2 separate regions of the Homo sapiens genome follow, and region 2 is linked to region 1. Evidence: chromatin loops called from intact Hi-C (ENCODE). Cell type or tissue: Caco-2. All regions are shown on one strand. Each heading gives the region's core, and the rest is flanking DNA. Links, peaks and the distances in the headings are about the cores only.

The links. A loop is a pair of places that touch in the nucleus more often than their neighbours do. Peaks named below come from ENCODE experiments on the same cell type or tissue, not always from the same donor. Only the 100,000 strongest peaks of a DNase experiment are listed, where the experiment ranks them.
Region 2: a loop joins it to region 1, with 19 times the contacts of the local background. A loop is called at or near these places in 4 of 110 quality-filtered maps.

The regions. Positions count from the first base shown.
Region 1 is chr19:49,073,834-49,076,733 of GRCh38, reverse strand. No RefSeq gene overlaps it. Among named protein-coding and RNA genes, the nearest start is that of KCNA7, 2.6 kb to the right of the region's middle. RefSeq lists a silencer at 2,517-2,676. In Caco-2, for the core only: CTCF peaks have their summits at 1,638 and 2,546 (motif pointing right); DNase peaks (open chromatin) are centred at 1,663 and 2,613.
Region 2 is chr19:49,016,475-49,019,374 of GRCh38, reverse strand. It overlaps LHB (luteinizing hormone subunit beta), which reads left to right and starts at 2,284. Exons shown (of 3, transcript NM_000894.3): 1 at 2,284-2,308; 2 at 2,661-2,828. The coding sequence starts at 2,294. SAXO3 (stabilizer of axonemal microtubules 3) reads left to right here. Exons shown (of 5, transcript NM_001396011.1): 4 at 375-502; 5 at 1,035-1,407. The coding sequence ends at 1,407. RefSeq lists a silencer at 1,103-1,292 and enhancers at 536-1,459, 1,269-1,563. In Caco-2, for the core only: a CTCF peak has its summit at 1,325; a DNase peak (open chromatin) is centred at 1,454; H3K4me3 peaks cover 1,808 bases.

The DNA.
Region 1 (2,900 bases), core at 307-2,806:
CTCCAGCCTGGGCAACAAGAGCGAGACTGTGACTCAAAAAAAAAAAAAAAAAAAAAAAAAAAAACGAGAATGGGAGAAAATAGGAGACAGAGACCAGAAAGATGGTGGACAGAGAGAGATAGAGAAGGCCAAAGACCGTGAAATAAATGGACACAGACCCAGACAGAGGGAAGATAGAGACCTAGAGAGAGGGACATAGAAGTCCAGGGGACATAGAATCCCAGACAGGGTGGGTGCAGTGGCTTACACCTGTAATCCTAGCACTTGGAGAGGCCTAGTACGGTGGATTGCTTGGGCTCAGGAGTAGAAGAGCAGCGTGGGCAACATAGCAAGACCCTGTCTCTACAAAAATTACAAAAAATAGCCATGCATGGTGGCTCACGCCTATAGTCCCAGTTACTTAGAAGAGGTGGGAGGGGCCAGGTGGGGTGGCTCATGCCTGTAATCTCAGCACTTTGGGAGGCCAAGGTGGGCGTATCACCTGAGGTCAGGAGTTCGAGACCAGACTGATCAACATGGAGAACATGTATTTTAGTCTCTACTAAAAATACAAAATTAGCTGGGCATGGTGACACATGCCTGCAATCCCAGCTACTTGAGAGGCTGAGGCAGGAGAATCACTTGAACCTGGGAGGCGGAGGCTGTGGTAAACCGAGATTGCACCATTGCACTCCAGCCTGGGTGACAAGAGCGAAACTCCGTCTCAAAAAAAAAAAAAAAAAAAAGAAGTGGGAGGATCGTTTGAGCCCAGAAAGTCGAGGCTGCAGTGAGCCAAGATTGTGCCACTAGACTCCAGCCTGGGCAACAGACTGAGACCCTGTCTCAAAAAATAAAGAAAGAAAGAAAGAGAGAGAGAAAGAAAGAAAAGAAAAGGGCCGGGTGAGGTGGCTCATGCCTGTAATCCCAGCACTTTGGGAGGCCGAGGCGGGCAGATCACCTGAAGTCAGGAGTTCAAGACCAGCCTGGCCAACATGGCAAAACCTTGTCTCTACTAAAAATACAACAATTGTAGGGTCCAGCCCCACAGGGTCGGTGGGTTTTTCTCCGTTTGCAGAGACGAGAGATTGTGGAAATAAAGACACAAGACAAAGAGATAAAAGAAAAGACAGCTGGGCCCGGGGAACCACCACCACCAAGACACAGAGACCGGTAGTGGCCCCGAATGCCTGGCTGTGCTGATATTTATTGGATATAAGACAAAGAGGCAGGGTGAGGAGTGTGAGACATCTCCAAGGATAGGTAAGGTCCCCTGGGTCACGTATCCACTGGACAGGGAGCCCTTCCCTGCCTGGCAGCCGAGGCAGAGAGAGAGGAGAAAGAGAGACAGCTTACGCCATTATTTCTGCATATCAGAGACTTTTAGTACTTTCACTAATTTGCTACTGCTATCTAGAAGGCAGAGCCAGGTGTACAGGATGGAACATGAAAGCGGACTAGGAGCTGAAGCACAGCATCACAGGGAGATGGTTAGGCCTCTGGGTAACTGCGGGTGAGCCTGACTGATGTCAGGCCCTCCACAAGAGGTGGAGGGGTAGAGTCTTCTCTAAACTCCCCCAGGGAAAGAGAGACTCCCTTTCCTGGTCTGCTAAGTAGCGGGTGGTTTTCCTTGGCACTGAGGCTACCACTAGACCATGGTCCACTTGGCAACGGGCGTGTTCCCAGACGCTGGTGTTACCGCTAGACCAAGGAGCCCTCTGGTGGCCCTGTCCAGGCATAACAGAAGGCTCGCACTCTTGTCTTCTGGTCACTTCTCGCTATGTCCCCTCAGCTCCTATCTCTGTATGGCCTGGTTTTTCCTAGGTTATGATTGTAGAGCGAGGATTATTATAATATTGGAATAAAGAGTAATTGCTACAAACTAATGATTAATGATATTCATATATAATCATATCTATGATCTATATCTACTATAACTATTCTTATTTTATATATTTTATTATACTGGAACAGCTCGTGCCCTCGGTCTCTTGCCTCGGCACCTGGGTGGCTTGCCGCCCACAAACAATTAGCCGCGTGTGGTGGGCGCCTGTAATCCCAGCTACTCCAGAGGCTAAGGCAGGAGAATTGCTTGAATTCAGGAGGCGGAGGTTGCAGTGAGCCAAGATCGCAACACTGCACTCTAGCCTGGGCGACTGCAAGACTCCGTCTCAAGAAAAAGAAAAAGAAAGAAAAGGCCGGGTGCAGTGGCTCACGTCTGTAATCCCAGAACTTTGGGAGGCCAAGGCAGGCGGTCACGAGGTCAGGAGTTCGAGACCAGCCTGGCCAACATGGTGAAACCCTGTCTCTACTAAAAATACAAAAATTAGGTGGGTGTGGTGACGGGTGCCTGGAGTCCCAGCTACTCAGGAGACTGAGGCAGGAGAATCGCTTGAAACTGGCAGGCGGAGGTTGCAGTGAGCTGAGATCACGTCCCCACACTCTAGCCTGGACAACAAGAGGGAAACTCCTCTCAAGAAAAAAAAAAAAAGAAAGAAAGAAAGAAGAAAAGAAGAGAGAAGGAATGGAAGGAAGGAAGACAGGAAGAGAAAGAGTGCCAGGATTAGCAGGGCGTTCGAACCCTTAGTACCTACCTCTCTCCACACCCCCAGCAGAGGGCGACCAGGACTTCTTTCCTGGGAGTCTCAGTGATCAAACCCCTCCACTTCCCCCAAGCCCATCTGATGGAGCTATTTTTATGCAGTGTCACCGGACACCAGTGGCTAGAAGGCCACCGTCTTGTCTCTGCGCCCTTCAGTTCCTGAAAATGACCCTGTGGCATCTCCCCGGCCCACACCCCCAACCCCCGCCCGTTCCGGCAAGACCAGACTCCTTTTGCCAGAGTCATAGCCGCAGCTCAGGTCCTGCTAGGTCTCAGAAAGTCTTGCGAAGAATCCAGGTGGAGACTCTGGAGCGAACTCTGG
Region 2 (2,900 bases), core at 294-2,793, 57 kb after region 1:
GTTGGGAGAGGTAACTTGGAGTTGCTGCCCAAGATGCAGCTCAGCTCCAGTGGCCACACCAAGACGGTTTAAGACAGAGCGGAACCAGGGAGGTTGTTTTTGGTGGCTGGGGGCTTGGGTTTGAGTTCCTTGAACAGCAGAAGGTGCTTGGATTTAGGGAGGTGAGGCTGGGAAGGGTTCGGGTATGAGAAAGGAAGCTGAAGTTCCCTGGCGTGGGTGGCAGGAAGGGCTCTAACCCTGGGGCGGGGTGTGAGGGCCGTGGCCGTCATGGCTGTCGAGGCCGAAGGAGAGGGATTCTGAACTCGGGACCCAGGGCTTGGGATGGGGTATGAAATCTATGTCTTGGGTATGCCTCCTCCCCCAATCTTGCTCAGGCTCTAATTGCCTGGACGAAGAACCCCGAGCTGTCTGGCCGGCCTTTCACAGTATCCGACCGGGGCGTCCTGGACCGCCGCCAGCTCTATCTGACCACCTCGGCGCGGGACTTTCGGTTCTATCCCAAGTAAGCCGGGCTCTCGCTCGGCACCGCCTCCTGCACAGCCCCCGCCGTGGCCGGTGCACGCCGAGCCCCTGGGCTGGCTCCCATTCCCTGAGCCGGTGGTCTCAGCCTCGACTTCTGTAGCAGCAAGAACCAAAGTTCAGGCCTCAGCCCCTCCCTTTTTTTTTTAAGCACCCAGGAGTCCTTAGTGTCACCTCTCAGGAACCGCGGTAGGGACAGGAAGCCTGCACAGCGGCTCGAGGGGATTCCGGATCTGAGGGCAGGGCCTCCTTCGGTACTTGAGCCCCCAGATACTCCTTCCCAAGGAAGCGAAAGTCCCCTTTTACTTCCCTAGGATGCGAAAGCTCAGTTTCCAGGACGTTAAGTACCTCGAGGACCCAGGAACGCAGGCAACGCGTGCCGGGTCGCGTCCTTCCTAAGGGGTGCTCGCCTGGAAATGCAGGAGTTTGAATGTGCAGACTCCTTAGATCCCGAGGTCTGAAACTCGTCCCCAAGGATCCAGCTGTATCCTCACCATCCCGCCCTGCTCCCACAGGACGGAGCTGTCCGGATACCCCCGCAAGGACTCCCTGACCTACTGGAGCTTCGAAGAGACGCCCCAGGTCTGGAGCCACGGCCCGCAGCGGCCGCCCTGTCCGCGCTCCTCCCGGCCGCCCCGACCACCGCGGGTCCGCGTGCCGCGCGTCAGCCCGGTGACCTCGGCCATGCCGCACCGGGGAGCCCTGTCTCTGGCTCAGGAGTCCTACAGCCCCCTGCTGCACCCGCTCCGGCGGCTCGACCGCTTCTGCCCGCTGGAGGCGCCCTGGGGCGGCCCGCACTGGAAGCCCCTGCGGGGCATCTACAGCGTGCCGAAAGCCTACAGTACCGAGAACTCCAGCTATGGCAGCTTGAAGCCGGCGCTGGTGTGAGCCGTCAGGGCCAGCCCCACCCCAGACCCGCCCCCAGGGCCGCGCTGCCGAGCGGAGCTCGGGACCTCCGCTCACTAGGAAGGGTTCCGGACCCAGCCTGAGTCGCACTCATTACGTCTATTGGCAACGTGGGGGCGGGACTAGCCCAGACACCCACTCAGCTGCGGCATCACGGAGAGGGGACTAAGTCCAGATAATGTCCTTGCAGGCTGTGGCCCCGGGGGCAAGACACGCACCCTGCGGGCGTATTAAATAATGAGTTAAATCACCTGAACCACACCCACTTCCGGGGACGCTCCGGGCATCCTGGCTTGAGGGTAGGGTGGGCGGAGGTCCCTAAGGGAGAGGTGGGGCTCGGGCTTAATCCCTCCTTGGGGGCATCTGGGTCAAGTGGCTTCCCTGGCAGCACAGTCACGGGGAGACCCTCTCTCACTGGGCAGAAGCTAAGTCCGAAGCAGCGCCCCTCCTGTTAGGTTGGACTGTGGTGCAGGAAAGCCTCAAGTGGAGGGTTGAGGCTTCAGTCCAGCACCTTTCTCGGGTCATGGCCTCCTCCTGGCTCCCAAGACCCCACAATTGGCAGAGGCAGGCCTTCCTACACCCTACTCCCTGTGCCTCCAGGCTCGACTAGTCCCTAGCACTCGACAACTGGGTCTCTGAGGTCACTTCACCGTGGTCTCTGCCTCACCTCTGGCGCTAGACCACTGAGGGGAGAGGGCTGGGGCGCTCTGCTGAGCCACTCCTGCGCCTCCCTGGCCATGTGCACCTCTCGCCCCCGGGGGGATTAGTGTCCAGGTTACCCCAGCATCCTATCACCTCCTGGTGGCCTTGCCGCCCCCACAACCCCGAGGTATATAGCCAGATACACGAGGCAGGGGATGCACCAAGGATGGAGATGCTCCAGGTAAGACTACAGGGCCCCTGGGCACCTTCCACCTCCTTCCAGGCCATCACTGGCATGAGAAGGGGCAGACCCGTGTGAGCTGTGGAAGGAGGCCTCTTTCTGGAGGGGCATGACCCCCAGTAAGCTTCAGGTGGGGCAGTTCCTGAGGGTGGGGATCTGAAATGTTGGGGCATCTCAGGTCCTCTGGGCTGTGGGGTGGGCTCTGAAAGGCAGGTGTCCGGGTGGTGGGTCCTGAATAGGAGATGCCGGGAAGGGTCTCTGGGTCTTTGTGGGTGGTGTACCACGCGGGATGGGAAGGCCAGGACTCGGGGCTGCGGTCTCAGACCTGGGTGAAGCAGTGTCCTTGTCCCAGGGGCTGCTGCTGTTGCTGCTGCTGAGCATGGGCGGGGCATGGGCATCCAGGGAGCCGCTTCGGCCATGGTGCCACCCCATCAATGCCATCCTGGCTGTCGAGAAGGAGGGCTGCCCAGTGTGCATCACCGTCAACACCACCATCTGTGCCGGCTACTGCCCCACCATGGTGAGCTGCCTGGGGCCAGGGGCAGATGCTGCCACCTCAGGGCCAGACCCACAGAGGCAGCGGGGGAGGAAG